Linked DNA regions of Homo sapiens: region 1 is linked to region 2. The links are chromatin loops, found by intact Hi-C in ENCODE. Cell type or tissue: dorsolateral prefrontal cortex. All regions are shown on one strand. Links, peaks and the distances in the headings refer to the core of each region. The heading gives the core; the rest is flanking DNA.

Region 1 (11,716 bases), core at 2,006-10,005, 500 kb after region 2:
AAGCAAAATGGAGCCAATCCTTCTAGGAAGACTGACTCTGCCTTTATCACTCCATCTCCCAATTCTGTGATACTCAAAAGAATCCAATCTTTTGTTTTCCTTCTACGTTTCGTGGTGATCTTTTGCACTCCATTTTCAGTTCAAATTTTCAAAGTGACTCAATGCTTCAGAAGAATCCTAATGGATTTGCTATTCTGAGTTGAATTATCCTATGTACCAGGCACTACACTGTTCAATTATGCATCTTGGTAATTCCAAATTCTTTATCTTATAGAAAGAGCTATCCATTTGCAAAATAAAATGCATTTCAGATACATCTAATTCTGCTTCTCTTTAACAAATTACTTTTTCCACTCTTAACTGTTCCTGATTATGCATGATCTCTGAATCCCTACATTAAAAATGCATAGAAAAATAAAAATTTTCATTTAAAACACCCTCCCACACAGTACAAGCTGTCATTGTGTCATATTTGTTTCCTAATTTAAGGAAGGAAGCTATATTTCATGGGTCCTTCATTAAATTGCCTTCTCTGTATTTTAAAGTGGCATTAGGATACTTAAGACAATTTTCCCATAAAATAATGTTCATTTTAAAATTTGTTTCTATTAATCAGTGCAAAAGTATGCAACTTCAAATTACAGTATGGAAATTATCATATCTACCTAGCATATTATTCATGATTCACAAGTAGATTTGCTAGAAGAAAAAAACTATCTTTTTTATTTTGTAAAACATAACTGTAAAGCCTGCTCTCATAACCATAGAAATGTACTGTTAAAGCTGAAGTGCTGTATAGGCCATGGAATACACAGTTTTCTATAATTACCTAAGCCAAAATATAATGAAAAACAAAAACCCACATGAAGACAGAGCGCAACAAAATAGCCCTTTCTTTCTTCCCCTCCTCCTAATCCTGTGAAGGCTACAGAAGTCTCCTAAAGACCAGTTTTTTTTCTTCCTAACTAACTCTCCTTGCTGTTTAAACAATTACAAATCTTATCAAGTCTTCATTTCTCTTAAAGTCAAGTGAGAGAGAACTGCCAACTCTAATAAGATTTACAAAGGCTAGTTCCCCTTAGCACTGTCAGCAAAAATCAAAGACATTATACAATAAAACGCAGCCACACAGAGCTTTTGTCCCTATAGCTTTCGAAATCAGATTTAATAATTCACCTTTTTTCACCCATTTCAGCCACAAATGCCATTTATCCATGTGTTGATTGCCTTGCTTTGACCCATAAGCTATCTACTTTAAATCCTGACATCTCCTACTTAGCCACTGATTCGTCTTTTTCACACCACTCACTCACTTTCTGTTAGAGGCTTTGCTGTATTTATACAACAGTATTTTCCTTGGTCATTGTCATGTAACAGCACCGGCAAAACACACTGAAGACCGAATTTTATTTCTAAAGAGGAGAAAAGAGAACTTAGGTATGACTTTTGTAGTTTAATGCCACACTGTTTTAAGCCCCAAGAACCACAGAAATTACAACTTGGCCTCCACTACCCAGATAAATGTCATTAGCCGAATATCCTTAGAAAATCTCTTGCAATCCCTTACATGCATCCCTGTTTATTAGTCTGCAGAAGCTTCCCAATCCAGCAACATCTAAATTTCTCTACTACTTTATTTCTCTTTATAAGGCATTTGTTAATTAAGAAATCTTATTTAATCTCTAACATTTTTAAACGTCAGCTGACCTCACACTTCAAGAAACCGCATAAATGACAAAATTTTACTTAAATTTCACAAATGTTGGACTTGGATATAACAGTGGAAACCAACATTATTCCAAAAAGCCTCCTGCTAATGAAGAAACGCTTCACATCCTCTCTTTCCCTTTTTCCACAACGAAAAGCAGGTTTTTACCGCTCTATCTGCAAAAGGCAGAGCACTGCCCGTGAACCCTGTCTTTCTCGTCCTTTACCACGAGTGACCAGAACCACGTGGGGATTCTCAACCACGGCCGTGGTATACCTCTCCTGTGCTTCATTTCTCATCAAACACATGCCCAATCTTCTAGATGCTTGTTTGCATCTTAAGGGCAAAGTCTGTGTGTTACAGATTTAGAAGTGGTAGAGACAAGTACAGTGGTCATATAGGTGGGCCGCGGCCCAATATAGGGCCCAACCTGCCAAAGAACCCGAGGAATAAGAAGAGGCCATTGTATTTGCCACTTGGAAGGGAGTAGTGTTGGTAGAAAGGTCTCCAGAAGGAACTCAAACTTGGATATGGGGGCTGCCAATCCTTAGGAGGATGTCAAGGGAGAAGCTGTGGAGGTGGTAAGGTAGAGAGTCCCCCAGAAACAAGGTCCTTCCCTCGAAGCGAACTGCCACACGTTTGCCAAGATTAGGAAGACCCCATGCACCAGCCCGGTCCCCTCCTCCCCGAGCCCCGCCCAGGCCCCGGCCCCCGTGGGTCGGGCGTCGGGCCTTACCTTGGCTGCAGTCCTTGCCGCGGAAGCCGGTTCGCGAGCAGTCGCACACGGCCTGGTCGTCCACCACGGAGCACACACCTCCGTTGAGGCACACCCCGCCCTCGCCCTCCTCGCCCGCCTCGCACGGGCTTCCCCCGCCGCTGTTGGGCGGCTCATCGTCCAGCTTCACCTCGCCGCTGTCCACGGGCAGGACCTGCGAGGAGTTGACCCTCACGTCACGAATCCACCCCTTGAAGGGCTCCCGCTCCCTCACCGAGGCCAGGGTGAGCTTGAGCGCCGCGGCGCGCAGTTCCGGGGGCAGCCCCCCGACGAAAAGGCCGCTGAACACCGTCATGTCCCTGCGCTTGGACTTGACCTCCACCCACTTGGCCTCCACCTGGTCGATGAAGAGCGTGGTGTTGCGGAACTGGCGGCGGATGCGCACGCTGTGCCAGGCGCCGTCGTTAACCGGCGTGTCGGCCAGGAGCGTCGCAGGCTCAGCGCAGAAGATGGAGAAGCTGAGCTGCAGGCGGCCGCCGCGCGTCAGAATCAGCTCCAGGAAGTCGCAGAAGCCCTCGTCGTCGAAGTAGAGCACGAGGCCGCGGGCGCTGCGAGTCTTGAGCTGGAAGCTCATCTCGCTCTCGCAGCAGGCGTTCCACTTGGGGAAGCGCGTCCATTGGCCCTCGGCGCCCGGAAACTCCAGCCCGCTGCCCAGCTCCGCCCAGCAGCCCAGGAGCAGCAGCGAGAGGCACAGAAGAAAACAGCCCCCGCGCTGGAGCAGCGCCGTCCCCATGCTCGGGGCTGGGGTGCGGCGGGGGGGTGCCGGGGCCGACAGGGTCAAAATGGTCCTGGACACCGTGACGAAGAAATAAGGGTCCCGAGAGACAGAAAGGTAAGGGGAAAGGCGGGAGTGAGAGGGATGTGCCCTCCTTTATCTAGTTCTTTTTTTCTTCTTCTTCTTCCAATAACCCCGCCCTCTCTCCCTGTAGTCCTCTTCCAACTGGAAAACGTTGACCCCAGTGGTACAGGGTAGCCACAGAACTTCCAGACCAAAGGGAGGATGCACTTTGGAGACAACGTTCTGGAAAAGGCTTCAACAAAAGATCAAGGGAAAGCACTGACCCATTTGAGTCTGATTAACTAATTTAAGAGTATCTGCAGTGTCAACAGATACTTAACTCCTCAAATCCCATTATCTGCCAGGTTCCACCAGTGGTACCAGGCCAAAAGGAAGCAGTGAGAGTCAGTAAAAAGAAAACACTTTTCTCAAGAAAGTACAGGAAGCCAGCAGTGAGCCAGTATCCTTGGATGCTTGTGAATGCCTCAAGTCTGTCTCCTTCAGATGTGGTGTCTTACAGCAGAACGGAGAAAGGGATGCTTGCCTCTTTAGGGCACCATTTCTTAACCCGAGGATAGCTTCAAAGGCCTGCTTCTTCTGTCATAGCATGGGCTTCAGCACCGCTGCAGCCAAAGCCTAATTCCTTGTGCGTGGTCTCACAAGTTGGATTTTACTTCTCTTTTCAGCCACGGCAACAGTAGGACTCAAACCCAGCAGTTGCGAAATAGCCAGAAGCTGTTAGATGTGGAAATCGCAACAGCTCCTCTTCTTTTCTCTCTGCCTCTGCAGGGCCAAGCTAAGATGCCAGCACATCAATTGGTTGTGTGTTGGTGATGCATTTTGGTTTTATCTTGTCTTTTTTAAGGACTCAGACATCTGCAGAGAATTAAAGTCAAAATTAAGGTCTAAAGTCAATATAGTATTATATAAATCATTATTCAGCTCATAACACAAGTGTAGACCTGGTCCTATTAGTAAGGCAAAGAGTTAACCTTCTTGTATGGAGCTTTTGTTATCCTCACTACAAGTAAGTCCTAACATTTTCTAATAGTTAATATGACACTTTTACAGTCAGCCATGACACCCTTGTAGTTTATTATAACTGTTAGTTGGTAACCCGAAGTTTTAAAGAGAAATTTGATTATGGTTATCTTTTTCTTTTCGCAAGATAGTTTAATTTTTAAAATATGTGAGGGGAGAACAAATGCTTTTAAGGATTTCTACCTATGTTGTGTGCTTGTTCTGTGGACAGTAAAAATACAACCTATTCAAATCTCAGTTAAGAGATTTTACAATTGGCAAATTAGATTAAACTGTTGGCAGGAAGCTGCCAGCTTAGACTTGTATAGCATTCCTGCCATTTTATTTTTCTTAGAAGGAATATTGATGGTTTCTTGATAGTCTCTTGCAAAATTTCACACAAGTATAGTTCTCCTTTATATTAATGAATAATCTGTTGTAAAAGAAAACCACTAATTGGAGCCAGATTTATGTTTTTGGCATTGTCTCAATTGCCCTAATATTAACTTCTCTAAAGGTGCATAAAGTATTTAATATTTTGCCTAAAAGTGTAGATCTAACTCCTCCTGAAGTCTGTATCTTGCTGTCAGCCCTCACAATTTGTGTGGTCAGAAGAGCTGTTGGCATGTATGTCATCTCAGCTGCAGTGGCTCCAGGATGCTAGAATTTAAAACCGTACCTTTGAATCACTCACTATACTATTAAATCACTTCTCTTTATTCAACTCTAATCTGACAGGTTCTTGAAATGGTACAGAAATCATAATCACTGATTTTTTTCCTAAGTCATTTTTTAACCAAAAAATTACTCTTACCTTTTGAAAAAAATTACAAATGTATAATCTGTTCATGTCAAGGAAGTGCATTATTTTTCTCACTATTTCTTATATTCCCCACCTCTTGCAAACACACACACTGCAATATATATACACCATACACACATGCACACACACACCCCAAATTTATTGTCTGGATGTAGAAGCTCACTACCCAATTAACACTTTTTTTCCCTTACAAGCTGAAACTAGCAGTAATTTATGGCACCGCATTGTGCTGCTGCTTCTCCATGGGGGGAGCTGAGAGCATTTCTCTTCAGTACAGAGCAATCCCCACAGGTGTCAGCTGAGAGCCACCAAGCTAGGGTATCCCACTTCAAGTTCCTCCCAGATGAAATTGATGACTGGTTCTCTCTCTTTCAACACACACACACACACACACACACACACACACACACAGTGTGGGTGTGCGCACATACACACTGCCCACTAGCAAAAGGAAATAAAAATCTCAGTTGCTTATTTATTATGGCTGATACATTCCACACCATCAGCAATCACCAGTCATATCTTGTCTTCTCCTATATCAAACCCGAGGAAAGAGGCTCGTCAAATCATCTGAAATAGCATATTATTCAGTATACTTTCATATTTTAAGTGGACTCAGGAATCTGCTAAATTTTCAGTCATTTGCAAAATAAATCTGGAATATCATGATCAAGAGTAGTGCTTTGAACCCTTTCTCAAGCTCATGTGTTAGAAAACCTTTTTTTTTTTCTTGTGTGTGTAACTCTGTTGGAGCCAATTATTGTATTAATTAATGTTACATTGATCACATAACCTTTTTTCTCCCGTCCCTCCTGCCCTCCTCCACTAATGCACACCTTGACAATTTTAAGGGATGGTGGAAGAGAGAAAAACCGTAGAGCAATATATATGTACATATAGATATATATACATTCTTATCACAGGGAGGTTAACTGGTTTTCCCAGTTCTTGGAGGAAGCTCATTGTATGTGAGCGAGTATCTGTATTTATATGGAGAAAAGAGGATTCTCTCTAGGTGCCAGAAAGACCTGGCCAGTTCACAAATTAGAGGATGAAATAAAGGGATCTGAAAAACATCCTTACTGCAGCCAAAAGAAGAAGCGCTCTAATTCAAAAGCAGACTAACAGCATCATTAATCTTTTCTTTCATTTCTAGAATCAAATTCATCCCAAGTCACTAGGAGGATCAATACAGTACGCTCATCGGCTGCAGTTGCATATTTTAATGTTTCTGATATCACACACACATACACACCTACACCTTTCCATGCACCCTTCAATATATATATATATCTTCATAAAGAACATGAAATCTCTGAGAGAAATTTTAGAAGTGCTTATTATTTCACCCCTGGCTTTTGCAAAGTCTCTCAATACCAATGCACAGCCAAAATTCTCTCTGGCTTTCCCGCCCAGTCTCTAAGCTCCATCTCTAATACCAGTGCAGTTTCTTGGAGCTCGGGGTCTACTGCACAAATTAACGATGGGCACAGTGTGGGGCTGATGAGGTAGGGAAGGAAATATATGGAGAGATATTTTATTGCTTTGATATCTAGCCTGTCTCTTATTTTCTTTCTTTTGCTAATACATCACTGCATTCAGCCTTTAAGTTACTACCCCAGTTCCACCATCTCTTCTTGCCATCTATTTAAAAGGCTTCATGCAAAACAACCAAGATCTACACTCCTCCACCCTCCCACCACCCATCTTTCCCTGTGTATTTGTGGCAGATCCTGGCTCAGTTACAATGGGGAAAGATATCCTTCTTCAGCTTGCCTCGCCCCATCCCCTCCCCCCAACCCAAATTGAGCTTCTTTACCTGCCCGGTTATTCCCCTCAGCTCGAGCCAGAGCCTGAAGCATGCATCGGTCAAAGCGAATTTCCTGAGGTCTATGGATAAGGCGACTGCTGCTGCCTTTTCAGAGGCGTCAGGCTTGAGCGTCTATCTCCAGGAGTGCGGGAGGGGAGAACAGGCAACGGAGGGGAGCAGGAGGAGGAGGAGGAGGAGAAGGAGGAGGAGGGGGAGGAGAGGGAAAGAGCTGGGAAGGAAAAGGCGGTGGTGGAGCCTGAGAAGGCTGGGTTACGTGACGCCGGGTGCTGTCCTTCTGAAAGAGAAGGGCGGAGCTGAGCTCTCCGCAGTACCATGGAGAGCGGCGGGCCCGTCCTTTGGCTGGGGAATGGGTGGGCTCGGCCCGTGGTCGCAGCCCCTCCAGGTCTGGATGCTGCGGAGCGAGGTGCTTTTACCTTTGCATCGTCCCCTTGCAGGGGGAGCCTGATCCTGGGGGCGGGGACCTTCCGCAAGCGCTTCTAACTTGTCACCACCCTCTCTTCCCCATCGGAAAGAAAGAAAGAGAGAGAGAGAGAGAGAGAGAGAGAGAGAGAGAGAGAGAGAACGAACGAACACGAACCAGAGAACCACGTAGCCTACTGAGCATGCCCAGGCCCCTGCTAGACCCATGGAAAGCTGTATGGAGATTCCACTTCTCCGGGGTTTGGTAGTGATTGGGCGGGGATACCTGAGAGGGTGCCAGGAAAGGGTCCAGCAGTCAAAGAGAAGGGGCCAAGGAGTCGATAATTATGATGAGCTCTGGCTTTACTTGTGCACCTTGGTCTCCTGCTCGGAACCCTTGAAAAGAAGCTGCAGCTTTTCGAGGAATGCAGGGGCAAGCAAGACTCACACAGGCACTGGCATTCTTCTAGATCCGATGTCCCTTGCCCCACCCCTTACTGTGGCTCTGCCTTGGGTAATCACAACAAATCTTCATGACTTGCCTAGGCTGTGCCAAAAAGATGTAAAAGGAACCCACCAGGGTAAGATGCCAACTTGCAGACGACGATCAACTGTGTCTGACAAGGTGCTTTTTACTGCAGCCTGTCGTCATTCTCCAGCCTTCTGTGCTCTGTCTTGAACCAAGTTTTCTACCTGTTTAACTCTTCCCTCCGTCTCCTCCTCCCTTTTGCAGCTGGTAAAACCTGGTGAAAGTAAAACTGGGTGTGAGGCTCTAACCATGCAACTGGGCATGCCCAATAGGCATTGCTGGGTTTGGTGAGAAAGGGGTTAAATCTAAGGGAGCTTACAGATTAGGTGGTAGAGGAGTTCGGGGTCTGTGGCTTTAAATTATGGTTTGCACCCTATGGACATTTAAATTCCTATTCCTGTATATTCCTAGCCTGGGTTAGTTTTGGAGCAGATACAGACATTTTTATTGCAACGCCACAGACCTAATAGTCTGAACCTCAAATACTGTAAGGCAAGACTATTTTTGGCCTCCAGGCCCTATAGAGCAAGAATTTAAGAACTAGATAAATTTGGGAACATCAAAATAATATATATTACAATTACAATATGTATATTCTTCCAAAAAACTAGAACTCATTCCTATGATAAGCCGATTTATACTTTCACTACTTTTGTAAAAGGGTCTAAATAACCTGAAGGCGGGTATCACAGGTTTTAATATGTTTATCGCCCTTAGAGAGGCAGTTTTGTCAAGTGGTTACATGTTTGGGAAATAGATTGTCTGAGCTTCAATTCAATCTCTGCCATTTATTAGTTGTAACCTCAGCAAGATACTTAATCTTATGCTGCCTCAGTCACCTCATCTGTAAAATGGATATAATAATAGCTCCCTCTTCATGTGTTTGATGTTGTGAAGATGAAATGAATAAATAAACATAACATATTTGGAATTGTGGATTCCAAATTGTGGAATTTTGGCTATATTTATCAACTACAACCCACTCTGTGTTCTGTTTGACTCAATGGAAGGAATTTCTCTGAAACTCGAATTCTTTGACTATAAAATAGAGGTATTAGTCATTGTCAGCTTATTCCATAAGATTGCTTTGGGAATGTAATGAAATAATAGCTGTTAACATGATTCTTAAAACAAAAATTTAATTTTAAATGATGTAAAACTAAGACTCAGAAAATTACTTATCTAAATTATTCATTCAGTGAACTTGAAACAAAAAAACAGTCTAGTTAATTCAGGGCCTTTTTCAATTTTTCCTACCATTAGGTTATAGGACAAATAGTACAGAAGGTACACCGCGATGTGTTTAGTATAGAGCTAAAGCTTATTGCAAAAGTAAGTGGAATGGACAGCCCACTTTCAAAAATCAAGTCTAACTTGGTTCCATGATGCTCTTAAGATCTGGTGTGAACATGCATCAGTGAACATTATGGTAGTGCTAGAGGCACTCTTAAGAGTCAAAGCACTGCCTTTTACCTGGATTCATAAAAACTCATTATTTACCACCAGTGCATGTGATCTGAACAATTTCCTACTTTATTTCATTTCGTCTTTGTGAATTTTTATTTTATCTTTAATTGGGCTACACAGTGTTTCCACTGAATCAAGGTTTTCCTTGAGATGTCTTCTGTGGTGTTTTGATTTAAAAAAAATGTTGACATTCTTATGCTGCATGTGTGAATTTTCAGATTAAAAAGACCAGTGTTCCCACATCTCTTCACCACTGCCTCCCTGACACACACACACAAACTATATAAACTGAAGGAATAGATGATGTATTGGAGTAATCCCCTTTGCAATCAGGTTTAAGGTACTTACTGTATGTAGTCCAAGGAAGTGGACAGCCCCAGGATCTTTTTTTTTTCAGTAAATATGCATAGAGAAAAGTATCAGTTTGTAGCTTAGAATGCAAATATCACAACATAATTTAATGATAAAAGTTGTTAATTTATTTTAAAGTATGAGTTTTTCTGTTGTTTCTCCATAAATTACTTCAACTCTCTAAGTGGCAGTTTTGTCATCAGTAAAATAAAGATAATGGCATCTCCATTTATATGACTTGGTGGAGATAATGTCAACATTGAATGTTAATTTTGTGCCTACTCCTCGCCAAACAGTGCTCCAAGTGCTTTACTTACATTAACTTATTCTAACCTCACAGCAACTCTAAGAGGTAGGTTCTAGGATTTCACTCATTTTACCAATGAGAAAAAGTGAAGCATAGAGAGATTAGTCCAGATAGTCAAAGTCTAGTAAGCAAGCAACAGTGTGAGGAAAAATCCAAACTCAATTCTGTAATCTTAACCCCCTTGCTACACTGACTTTGAACGGATCATCAGATATACGTAGCAAAGTGCTTGGCAGAATGCAGATGCCCGTAATTGTTCATTCCTTTTCCTTTCTAAGACTTTCATCAAGAGGAGTCTAGGAAACTAAACAGTCAACTCCAGAATTTTGCCATAACATTCCTTAATGACTAATACTGTATGAAATATATGATATTCATGTACTTTGTTACATATTATAGGTGACGTGTTTTCAATGTTACTACCTTTTTTGTTTGTTTCTGGGCAAGATGTGAGGTGATTCCTGTAGATCTGAATTTGAAGCAATCTAACATTTGTAAGAACAATCTAGTATTTTTCTAGAAGGTGGGAAGTAGGATTAATTCCTCCTGAATCACCTTAGGGAATCTACTAATTTTAGGCTACAGAAATATGTTAAGGATTTCAACTCCTGCCCCTAGCTACCACTCAGAACAAATGAGGTAACTGCGAAATCAAGGTGCTTGTTTATGATTATGTCTGATTGGGAGAATTTGTGGCAACCCAAATATGGAAACATAAATAATATCTCATGCCATAAACTGGTAAACATTTTGCATCAATGAAAATGGAAATGCATGCTCACCTAAAGCAAGTATATTTCCATAGGTTATTAATATTAATGAGAATTCTAACATGGAGACTAATGCTACACTAAAAATAAATGAAACTAAGTAGTAAGATTTTTTTTGACTGAGAAACGAATGCAGCAGAGATGCTCTGTGTTTATTGCTGCAATCAGACCCTGTGCTTTAACATTAGGAAATCAATGTAAACACCTACTTTCTCAATTAACATTAAGGTAAAGTGGAAGCTTTGAGATACCTATGAATTCCAATATTGATATCAGTTATGAAGGGTGCTTTACTGATATAAGGGGTAGAAGAAGAAACACATGGTAACAATGAGGAAAAATACCAGTTGATATACATTAAATGCATTTTCACTTAAGATGAGAAACAACTCAAAAAAAACAGTAAGATTTATCGCTGAGGGGATTTTCTATTTACTGTCCTATAGATGATCAAAATGAAGCCACTTTTACTAAAATAATCACAGTATCAGGAAAATATTACGTGCTAATTCAACTAAATTTCAGATTGCTATCAAATTTCTCTAACCAATTACATTATCAGTGCTGCACAATTGGAATTCTATTGTTTAGCTCATGACTTTATTTTAATAATATAATCCATTTTTTGTTTGCAGTTAAATGTCTCTAGTTTTCTTTATATGAACCAATTAGAGTTTTCTGGTTACAAAAGTTTAAGAATAGATATTGAACATGCTGCCATATAAAATTTATTTTACAACTAGATGAATTTAAAAATGCAAGGAAATGTAATCAAGTCTAGGGTTTGAGACTCAGCTATAAAATGGAATAAACAGACTAGGATTTACATGTACAAAAAGACACATAATTTCCTATTAAGCTTACTAAGTAACTTTCAGGAGAAATAAGCAAACTCAGTATGTTAAATACTTTCTTACTACTTGAAAAAATCTTAAACATAGTAAAATTAGGCTACTTT
Region 2 (11,716 bases), core at 1,602-9,601:
CCAAATTTTCAGAAAAAAAATACATAGAAACACATAGCCTAATGAGTTTGGATGTATCGTTTGGAATTATTGGGCACCAAACTTGAAATTGAGACCATCATTATAACTCTGAGATTGACATTAGGCTATGTGCTTTGGCAGATATAAAGAATGCAGAATGAGACTAATGTCCTGTACAGAACCTACTAACAATGCACTTGAGAAAATTTCACAAGCAATAGAAAATTCTTTTTGCATTCTTTATCATTTTTAAATGACTTACTAAAGTCATTTAATACTATGGACCAGGCAAGAGACTGTAAAACAGTCATCTTCTCATGCAAATAATTCACGTGCTAGTCACAAAAGCACCTTGTTCAATATGATTTAAGGTTTCAACAATGATTTGTTAATATTTAGTTTTTGTTAGTACAGATTTCTTTGATGAGTTTTAAAATAGCCTACAATTTGTGTTCCTTCGTTAATTCAGATAGTTTTTTCCTTTTTATGTTAAAAGAATGTGACTGTACAGTCCCTTCCCATCTACCCTTATTAAAGTATCCTTCACTGTCTAAGAAAGAAAGAGGAGGCAAGGGTAATCTGATTGTCCTTCTATTCCTATCCTGGACAGAGGAGAGTGGTGAGCCATGGATAATTCATTTCTGTGCTCACCTTGCAGCCCATGGATTTGGAAACACTGACCTTAATCTAATCCCAAATTGTAGATAAACATATTTTAGCAATGGTATAAGCTAATGAGCATCAATAAACTGAGACTCGTCTGGGATTGTGTGCAGTCACACTCTGTAATCTGCAAGATCAAAACATACATTTGGCAGTGAAATGGCCATTATTCAGAGAGACAGCTTTTTAAAGAAAGTACCCTATCTATAGCTGAAAATAAGCTTTTTTATTTTTAAATGAAAAGAGGCTCTCTTCTTCCATTTAAGGATGCTTGACAGCTTTTCTTCCCGGGGGGGAAATGGTAGCAATAAGGAATTTGACAGAGATAATACTTGGAATTCAGATCTGGCCTTTCTCAGAGGAAATTTTAACAAAGGGCTGTGCCCTAACATGTCCATGGAAAACTCTGTCACTGCATCTAAACTACTGACACAAGAGTGGCTGAAAAAGAAACATTCATTCAGGTTTGAATACATGTAGCTGGACCCTCTACCCTCCTCACCTCCCACCCATTTTTCACTGGCAAAGATTAGATAGTCTGACACTATGTATATTTTCCATATAAAGTACAAATGCTGTAAACTTGGCGGTGGGGTAGGGAAAGAGAAAATGACTATAGGAAACAGCAGCACAATTTTAAGTAAAAGTAGAAAAGTGTTTCTGGGGAAGTTTCCATTCAAACGTAATAACTTAGAGTTTAATATTAGTCTTTAATGTAAGATAATCTTTTATGTTTTACTTTGTATATTTCTTGTGATAATTTTCTTAAAAGATATCAATTGAGGTATTTCATATTAATTTCACAATACAGTTGATAGCTTAGGTATGGCACAATTTTTAGAGATAATGGTGTTATCGGCTGTGATTTAATAAACGTACATTAATTTTCTCAGTCTCAGACAAACCTATGGCTCACAGAGGACACATGTAATAACTCAGTCTTTCATTAAACTGCAAGTTATACTGAGATACAGATATTGTTAATTTAGTTTTTATTGAGTACAAAATGCACTCCAGGTAGAAATCACTGCTCATTTAATCACTGTGTGTTAGGTTTGCATTATCTGGAATGTAAATTCCTCCCTTTCCTCAAAGGTGAGTCTTTTTTATGGAACTTGGGTTTCTTACTACACCTGCTCCCTATTCCCCAAATAAAACAGAGGCAAAGGAAATGAAAATGTTACCTGTTCATTGAATGTTCTTTCCAGTGACTGCTGTCAAGTTAAGGAATGTGCAGTCCTGTCCGATGTGTACACTGGAGGCTCACAATCATTAATTGAATTCAAGTATCACATACTCATTAAAAAGGGAAAACAATTCACTAAACAGCAAAAACCTTTGTCCTCAAAGGTATTATTCTGTGGAATATCCAGAGGAAAAATAAGACTGTCCTCAATACCAGAGTCTCATGATATAAGCCAAATGGCAAACGAGTCTAACAAGGGTAATTATACTATAAACATACATTTAAAAAATCATTGATATAGCCACAGAATACAGAATCACATGTCATTTGAATAATTTTCATTAATTGCTATACTTTGCATAGTTATATTTTGTAAATTCAAAAATTCATGCCTTGTTGCATGCTTCATATAAATAAAATAAAAAGAGTACATAAGGTAGAGGTCTAGAAAGGAATATTGGTCCCCACAAGGATTTTCTAAGATGCAGGAGGGATCAAGAAAACCTACAGCCAGAGTGAGGCACAGATCTGGCTTTGGCAAAGAATATTTTGTGAGTTGCCACTTTGCCTGCATCTATGCCCCCAGCTGAAAGCAAACTGGACCTGGTATTAGATGTGCAAAATGTATATCCTTTTAGGAATGCATGGAGGAGATAGAGTTGGAGAGGAGATTACATATATTTGAAAAATTCCGCTTACGTGAGAGCTTTGACAGGTTATTTTCAGGAACTATTTTGTTCGAGATCTTTTTAAATGCCTGGGATATTGGTTATAATTTATTAACTTAATTTTTAATAAGTCATCATTCTGTTACTTTTTTATTGGTCTGATTGAACAAACTCATTTTAATGTTATTTTTAAAAGAATATTAAATATATGTGGATAGAATTATGAGTTGTAAGAGGCACAGTGTTTGAAACAGTACGTATTTTATTAGGAAAATAGTCTTGTTTTCGCAAGTTTAAGACCTCTATTTGTTCCTCAGAGGATGCCTTATTGCCACTTGAAAACATGGCCAATGCTGTGGGGAGTAGACTCCATCAACTCACATTCAGCATTGTTTTGAGAATAGAAAAAAATTCTTTACTGTGACAGTGAGAGATTAGAAATTTGTTAGAACCATTTTATTTAAATTGCTGATGACTTTGTGTTGTGATCATTGGAGATTTCTTAATGTGATCAGCAAAACCTGGAAAGAAAAAACCTGAGCATTTATGTACAGAAATAAATAAGTTTACACTTAAGATAATGCCACAACTCAAAATAAAATCACAGTCCTTATATCCTTTCAGATTTTCATCCAAATTCAAAGAAAACTCAGTCCATGCATCTTTTCAGACTCATCAGTTTGCATGCATGTCACAGATTTGAAGGGTTTTGGTTATTTTTGCAGAGATATGATTAGGATGTAAAAATTCATCATATAAACATTCTTAATGATCAAGGAAGAACGTTTTAGACGAGTAATTTTCTATGTCTATGTAAAACTTTAGATGGGTTTAATAGTAACTCTCGAAGTAAGAGGAATTAAGTATTTTTTTTTGTATTTGAGTTAAAAGATAAAGACAAAAGAAAATAAGACCCACAATATTTTCTCCTATTTGGTTATGAAGAGAACAACTGGAGTCTAAAAATGCCACTTGCAGTATCTAAATGTCTATAAGGTGCTGGCACATTCTGTTACAAAACACTTGTCACCTCTTTTTCCATATAGAGGTAGGAACTGCAGTGGGAAAGTCTTCAGCTGTACAAATTTAAAAATGAATTTTTACAACCCAGATGATGGACTGGTATACTTTAAAAGTGAGCTCATGAGTTTTATAAACACATTTCTCTTGCTCTCTCTCTCTCTTTTTCTTGACTAGCTTACATCATAATGGAGGAATAACATTTTAAAAATTTTGAATAGGCACTTACTGGAATTACAGTTAATCCTGATACAATCTAGATGGGGAAGAATAGATGAAAAATGAAAATTCATCCTTCAAGGTAATAGCTGCAGACATCCAATAAAATTACAGTCCACCCTTCCGGGGACAGACACATGCAAATATGGCCACTCCATATCATTATTCTTTACATACTTATAAAGCCCAGATGTTTTGTTATAAAAGTTTACCATTGGAAACAACAATAGAAGGTTTTAAAAATGGCCAATTCAAACAAAGCTACATGGTGACAAATCTAAGTGAAGTAAAGAATTGTTAAATGTCAAAGATGTTTGGCTTAGACTGGCTGCAACTTTCTCCCCATCTGTGAAAGAACATATCATTGTTTTCCGCAAAATGTAAAAGTGCTCCGTCACAATGGGGTACAGTGCAGGTTCAGCTAGGCTCAGACATCTTGGACCTCCGAAATCTAATATCCCACAAAGGCCAACAGAATCCTTCAGAATTGCAGTGGTCAAATGGAAAGCAAGTTAAAATTATTCTTATCTTACCCTAAGGGTTTTTGTTTTGTTTTTAAATTTTATTTGCTTGGGCATAAAAAGGTAACTGCCAGATGTTGGCTGGATTCCATACCTTGCGTTAATTGGAGGAGGAAAGAAACAACTGTATGTTTCCTTTAGAAACTCCAGTGGCTAAGGAGCAGTCATTATTCAAGGCACACAAGCCTATGCCTCTCTTAGGAGCTAACAGTGTTATCTCTGTGTAATAAGTGTCGTGGTTCCCTTGATTTTCCTTTCTTGATTTTCCCTTTCTTATATTTGCTTTATATAAAAGTAGCTACTATAAGAACAGAACGTCTTGTATGGGTAACACAAACTGTAATTATAGTGGTTATTTTTAAAAGACTGTAGGATGTTTCATATTTATTTTATATGTATTTGTTGGTTTGGGTTTTATTATTTAATGCCTTTGGAGAACATAAAAAAATAAACCTAGATTCTGTTTCCATATAGCTGAGTTTGTCATGTGTCGTCAACCGCATCAGAAAAGTGGTTGCAAACAGCCAAGGACCAGCACCTACACACCTCTTTCTACAGAATGCTTTGCTGTTCGAAAATTCTCATGAGTGTTTCCACTTTGACTAACAGCAGCTTTACTGCATGCAATTAGGCGATTTGTTTTGATTGGCTTGTAATAACCTGTCATCGTCACTAGAGGGTACTCTAACAGAACAGTAAAGGAGAGTGCTCTGTGTTCTTAAAGTAGTATTTTTTTAACCTTAATATTTAACTTAATTTCACTAATATTAATTAAATATGATTATATGCAATAAGATACCAATGGGATAATTTTATATTTTATGAGTTATCGTTCTGCCCAGCACAATTTGAAAATGTAGGTGGGGTTTCCACAAATGCCTTGCCTCATCACATTTTATTACTCCTTTTTTGGGGTAAATCTATGTAGTTTCAAATTTCATTTTTCCCTCTCTGTTTATTCATTTCTATATACGTGTGTTTAACACTGTCAAAAATACAGTAAAACCTCATTAATTTTGACTCCTCTTATTTTGAAATAATGATAACACTGAAAATTTGGGCAGAGTATTTATTCTTCCTTTGATATGAGCAAAGATCTCTTAAGAAAAAAAATTAAACTCATAAACAAACAAGACTTTGAAAAGCCAAGCGTGGGAAGAAAACTGATTTCCAATACTTCATGTTGATGGCATAGTTTGCATGAAACGATGTGCTAATTATAATTAATTTTTATCCAACCATTAAAATCAGCCTAGAGAGCCCTTTCCGTGATAAGACTTTCCAAACTATTATGTTTTTGAGTATAATTTATAAAAATAAAAACTGCTTAAACAAATTTTAAAATCTGCAATTCAGACTTTTTCCTAATTCAGCCTGGTTTTTCCCCATAATTCATCTAGATTGGTGAGGTTTTACTGTAATGGGTCTTTCTTAATGCTACAATTAAGCAGGAAAGCATTATCTTTCTGTAGAAGAGCCTGTGTCTCTAGTGTTCTCATGGCTGTTTGCTAAGGGCCGCAGACTTTGGGCATTGAAGGGCTGTGGATCGCTGTTTGATAGCAAAATACCACCACACAGTACTCCGAAACAGAAAAGACAGGGTACCACAAAGGTGATTATTCAAAGGAGAAGCCCATGGAGTAGAGTAAGAACAGCTCTTGATCTAGATAACAAAGCAGAAATTTGATATTTTGTGCAAATCCTTTCTAAGAAGACATGCTTTTATTTATCTGCAAGGATGTCACCTACAACCGATCCAAATGTCAGTGAATATATCAACAGAAAATTCAGCTTGAGGCAACCTCAGGCTTAATAATTTATATTTTCAATTAACCTCACTGACAGACATGGCCTCTCTTTTAAGAACCCTCAGTGGTAGAAATCACAAAACAGTAAGTTATGTTAAACATAAAAAATAAAATAAAAAATAAAAAGATGCCCCCGAAAACCTCAAATTACTTTAAATGATGGAAATAAGACCATTAAGTGTTTTAATTTTCCATGGCAAACAGGCTACTTGATCAATGTTTGCAGGCAAATTGAACAAAAAGTAAAAAAGTGTTAGTTCAATGGGGGAAGGCAGGTTGTTACCTAGATTGACCGTCAGTTTCACACGTCCTGCGTCTAGCTCCAGGCGGAGGGTGTCAGCAGAGTCTCTAGAAGTGGTTGCCATCAGAATGCCATATGCACGCTGGGATCGGAACCGTAAGGAAACATCCTCAGCCTCCGTATGCATGACTACGGGGAGCTGAATTTTCATAAACATGCTCCCATCATAGCTCAAAACCGTTGCCTCTAGAGATGGAAAATGAATATGATAAGTTCTTGGATGGTATAGCGCATTAATACTTTAAAGAGGAAAAGGATCATTTATTATCATTTATTTAAGACTTCCAGAACACAATACTACAAAATCAATTCATCTTCTTCAGAAATAAACAAAACTGTGAGCTGGAAAGAGAAGTCACAGTAGAGGACTTCCCTTGTGAGATATTTGCTAAAGCCCAGAAACAGAGATATCAGCAGTTCCTTTTTTTTTGTTCCCAGAGCACTTTCTACCTATAGCATTAATCATGTTGAATTTTGAGTGTTTGATTATATGCCCCCCTTCTCAAGAGCAAAGATCACGTTCTTTTGTACAGCCACAGTGTGAGCCTAGTTTGAAACACCAGCGAAGTTGTGGATTTTTTTGTTGTTGTTTTTGTTTGGGTTTTGTTGTTGTTTGTTTGTTTGAGACAAGGTCTGTATCCCCTAGGCTGGAGTGCAGTGACAGGATCTCAGCTCACTGCAGCCATGACCTCCTGAGCTCAAGCAATCTTTCCACCTCAACCTCCTGAGTAGCTGGGACCACAGGCGCATGACACCATGCCAGGCTAGCTTATTATTAATACTTTTTTCTAGAGATGGGTCTCCCTTTGTTGCCAAGGCTGGTCTCAAACTCCTGGACTCCAGTGACCCTCTCGCCCAGGTTCCCAAAAGGAACCTGTGCCCAGCCTCCAGCAACTTTTCAATGCATGTTTATGTATGGTAAGCCCACTGACTAGTTCTGTGAAATTAGTCAACCTTGCCTTGGCTCTGAATTATTCATCTGCACAATGAGAGGGTACTGCCAGAAGGTTTCTCAGGGCTTTGATCTGTTCTGAAAACCTGTAGTTCTAGGAGAAGTTACTGTCATCATTTTTTTTTCATAATCTCTGCCCTGATAGAATTATTTTTAAAAGAAAAAAAAAAGAAATATAGCTTAACTATAGGAACTAGGCCAATACTTTACCAAAGGTGATGTTCAAAAAGAAAAAAGAAAAACTGATATTACCAAACAACAGATAATACTTCTTTTGAGCCATTATGTTTAGCAAGGTAATTTTTACAAAGGCTTCCTTTTAAGGAACTGTTACTTCCTTTTAAGATTAATTTATAGAAGGGGAGTAACTTTAAATATTATCTATAAGCACAGCCCTGGTGTCCTGAATAAGTTCTCATGCAAAGCAGTAATGATGTGCTTTTGCTACACTAAATAAGCATGGGGGTGGGACTGGGGAGCTTGTGAGGATGTTTGTTACTAAACTAAGGCAGATGGCATCAGTAGGGAAGTTGCTTAGTACTGTCTTAAACACACAAAGAAATGAATAAAAAAAAAACTGTTGATGACAACCTGACGGCTTTAAGAAATAGTCAGGACTCCTTAATGTTAAGCACCATATGGTAGTGGAATATTGCAAAACAAGCGTGAATCAGTTTGCTTTCTCATTGGTTCCGATAACTCAGGATGCTACTTAATAAAGAAAAACTACCTGGAATTAAAATGAACCAGGAAATTTTCATTATTTTGCCTACTTACACAGCATAGCAATTAAGTGTACTGATACAACTGTGTTCAATATTAGGACTATATTTAGAGTTGTGGTTTTGTAAGTTTATTTTTCAGAAAGTCAAGTACTGTTTCTATAAGACTTTAATCACTATTTGTTGTCATGATGGGATTAAGTGAGAACCAGAACCTCTCTAAGCACTGAGTGTTCCAGGTCTCCCTGCTTAGGTTAGCTCCCTTCTCTTTTCCATCTACCTCTTGACTTAAGAGATCTCAGTCAACTCATATGCTCACTCCTCTAATATTTATTAAGCGTTCTGACTTCTCTCCTGAGCTGTAGCATTCATTGCCTATTGGAAATTTTCAATTGGAATATGAAATTTCAATTGGAATATTTCAATTGGAATATTATTAAACTCTTGATTTACTCCCTTCAAAAATGAACAAACTCAAAACATGCTCCTTCTTCAGTCTTCTCCATCTCAGTAAACATGATAATCTCATTGCTCAGACCTAAAGCTTTCTGATTTCTCTTACTCTCTCTGCCATGTCCAATCCATTTGCAAGTCTGCAAGTCCTAAAGGCTCTAATTCCAATCCACATTCTGAATTGATTGCTGTTCACCTCTGCCACTAATGTCCCTCAGACTTTGCTCTCATCTCTCACCTACACCACTGTAGTAGCTCCCTCAACCGTGTTCCTACTTTTTTAAACCTACAAAGATCAGTGTGACCCTGGCCCCAGTCCATCTCTCTGGCCTCAGCTTTAAGTATGTCCCGCTTCTTGTTCAGTGAGCTCCAGATACACCAATTTCATGATCTCACTGAAGTGTTTGCACTTTTAGATCCCTCTGTTTAAAAATGTTTCACCCCAGATCTTTAAATAGCTGGTTCTTTCAGCATTTAGGTCTCTGCTCAAATGTTACTCCAGAGAGACCTGCTACCCACTCCAGTTATTCAATATATATTCATCATTTCACTTTGTTGAAATGACCATTTCTTGTTTGTAGAGTATTATCTGTATATGCCCTTTAGAATACAAGTACCTTGAGGGCAGAGATCAGTCTCTCATATGCATTGCTCTATCAGCAGCAAGTGCCCCCACAATGCCAGGCCCACAGCAGAGCCTCCATAAATATTAATTGAATCAATAATTGCACACACACACACACACACACACACACACATACACACACAGTGAGCTAATTTCAATTTGAATACCAAGCTTACATAAAAGCTTACCAAAGAAATTAAGTATTTATTCTGCTTATTGCAAGTGAAATCTAATTTCAGTACTGTGCATGAACGAAATATGTAATAAGGTCCACTTTGAAGGCCAAAATTGGGCTGCAGAAGATAGGCTAGGGAAGTGTCTATTTATCAAAACAGGGGCCTCATGGTTAGGCAATGCCCTAAGCACTGATAAAACAAAATATGGTCTTTCAAAAATATAGTGGTTCTATATAATATCATATTTTTTTCCAATTAGACAAAAAGTTTCCCAAATGGGAGTAAAATCCCAGTGGTCAAAGACCAGTGCAAATAATCAAATTGCTGTTGCTCAAAAAATAATGAAAACCTGAGTGTAAAGTTATAGTGAATTCTAGAGAGAAAAATGCTTGTGGTATAATTTTAAAAGAAATTTGATCTTTACTTTTGTTTTTCCTAAACTAGACAATCATGACCCATATCTGTAAAGCAACAAGCACCCGAATAAAAGTGTAAAAGTCATTATCATGTGTTCAGTTACTTTGGTTTCATATAGATAAAAGGATCAAAACAGTGTTTGTTTTCTCTTCTTTATTTAATCTCTATAACTAGGCTCTATTATTCAATAATCACATTTTTGAAATAATCATATTCTTCTGGGAAAAGTAGCTTGATTTGATTGAAAACTAAATAGGGGGCACCTCCTTTAAGAAATACAGATGACTGACAATGGATCATAAATATAGTGTGAAATACAACCCAGAGAAAAAAATAATCAGAATCATTAGCCTTTAACATTCTCCAGAAAGCTGCAGGACTGAAATAACATAGTAAAGTAATAAAACTAGAGTGCCCCCGAGTGTCATGTTAAATAATTCTCAATGTGAAAATAACTTGTTGATAAATGACAAATGAAAGCCTAAACGATTCCTCACAATTAGAGTTAATGTTTAATTAGACAAGAAATGGAAAATGCACAGGGTTGTAGTCTAGAGTTGCCAAATAAATGGTAAACAACATTCTGACATTTGAAGGTTATGCTATTTGGCAGCATCCTTGAACACTAGTAAAATTATTTCATCATTTAGAATATACAATAATTCTTTAAAAGGCTAATTCCAATACAATACTTCCCACTGGGGGAGAAAACCAGTTTCAACTTTGTCTTCTATATCTCCTTCTCCCTTGTCATTAAGTTTGATAAATTTCCTTTTCTACATTATTCTTTGTTGCAGTCTAAAGTGTACACCTGTGCTCAGTTTTGCCGAAAGGCAGTCACATATTGTGATCAACGATGAAAATCAGACAGGGAGCCAAATTATATTGCTCTGACATCTGTCCCTCCATCTGTTAGAATTTAACAAACAGTATAAAGCAGATCTCTGATTATATCAATGCTCTTATTCTTACATATAACAGAATAATTTTTATATGATCAAGTCTCCACAAATTCTCAGTTTTATTAAAAATAAAGCAGAAGGGAAGGCGCTAAATTTAACTTTTATTCATTGAACATTATTTCTGTACTACTCCTTCTTATAGGATCAATACATGTAAAACAAAATACTCTCTTCTTGTCTGCCTAAGTTAGCAAGTATCTTATTCTTTCTTATAAACTCCTTTGCTTCCTTAGGCATGATAAACATCTCCTATAATGCAATTGCAACATAATTTTTCCATGTTGAACTTTCTAAATCCAAGGAGCTGAACATGTTTTTTAATTACTTTGAATAATTATTTTCATAAATTATAAATTATCAATTTTTGCTCAAAGTTAATAAGAAAACAACTTTAAAAGTTCTCTTAAAAAAAGAAACTTCAAGAGTTGTCAACTCTTATTTGATCAACAACAGCCTTAAGTGACCAATGTGTGTCTGGAGAAGAAACTCTGTCAAAGCCCCCTGTTTTAAATTGGAAATTCGGAGGTTCAGGCACAATCTTGTGTTAACTGAACTAGGGCATAATAGCCACGAACTGGGCAGAAGCCAAATTTTGTGGTATTGAGCATGACAACCATCACACATTTCCTTTGCTTTCAGGAGGCACCCTAACGTGAGCAAGAAAATTACTTCTGAAAAGCAAAGGACTCACGCAATACACATGGGTAGTCCAGTAACAAGAACCACCCAAAAATGCATACAGCCAACCTGGAGACAAAGAAATCTGCAGAAACCTGCAGCCTCCTATCAGATAAAGACGTATGCTGAATCCCAATGATGAAGTTTGCTATTAAATTCTCATTTACAAATCTACATATGCTTGCTGCCCCTTTTTCTAATCATTGCAATATATAAATATTTCTTCTCTCATCCTGGCTCTGAAAGATCTACAATTTCTATTTTCATTTTTGCCATAGGTAGTAGCGGAATATTGCCACAGGGTGGTACACCACGCATAGTTAACAGAAAGCTTCCGTAATTCAT

Evidence for each region. Hi-C counts contacts between places; a loop is a spot of excess contacts. Peaks named below come from ENCODE experiments on the same cell type or tissue, not always from the same donor. Only the 100,000 strongest peaks of a DNase experiment are listed, where the experiment ranks them.
Region 1: a loop joins it to region 2, with 5 times the contacts of the local background. A loop is called at or near these places in 3 of 110 quality-filtered maps.

Annotation. Positions count from the first base shown.
Region 1 is chr2:51,025,058-51,036,773 of GRCh38, forward strand. It overlaps NRXN1 (neurexin 1), which reads right to left and starts at 7,075. Exons shown (of 23, transcript NM_001330078.2): 1 at 6,924-7,075; 2 at 2,445-4,137. The coding sequence starts at 3,216. It overlaps NRXN1-DT (NRXN1 divergent transcript), which reads left to right and starts at 7,544. Exons shown (of 11, transcript NR_135237.1): 1 at 7,544-7,959. RefSeq lists an enhancer at 2,274-2,973. In dorsolateral prefrontal cortex, for the core only: no CTCF peak of the experiment used is centred there; DNase peaks (open chromatin) are centred at 5,394, 7,144 and 7,534; H3K4me3 peaks cover 6,284 bases; H3K27ac peaks cover 6,389 bases.
Region 2 is chr2:50,524,859-50,536,574 of GRCh38, forward strand. It overlaps NRXN1 (neurexin 1), which reads right to left. Exons shown (of 23, transcript NM_001330078.2): 11 at 6,369-6,572; 12 at 3,767-3,793. Among named protein-coding and RNA genes, the nearest start is that of MIR8485, 170 kb to the right of the region's middle. In dorsolateral prefrontal cortex, for the core only: a CTCF peak has its summit at 4,949 (motif pointing right); no DNase peak of the experiment used is centred there; H3K4me3 peaks cover 320 bases.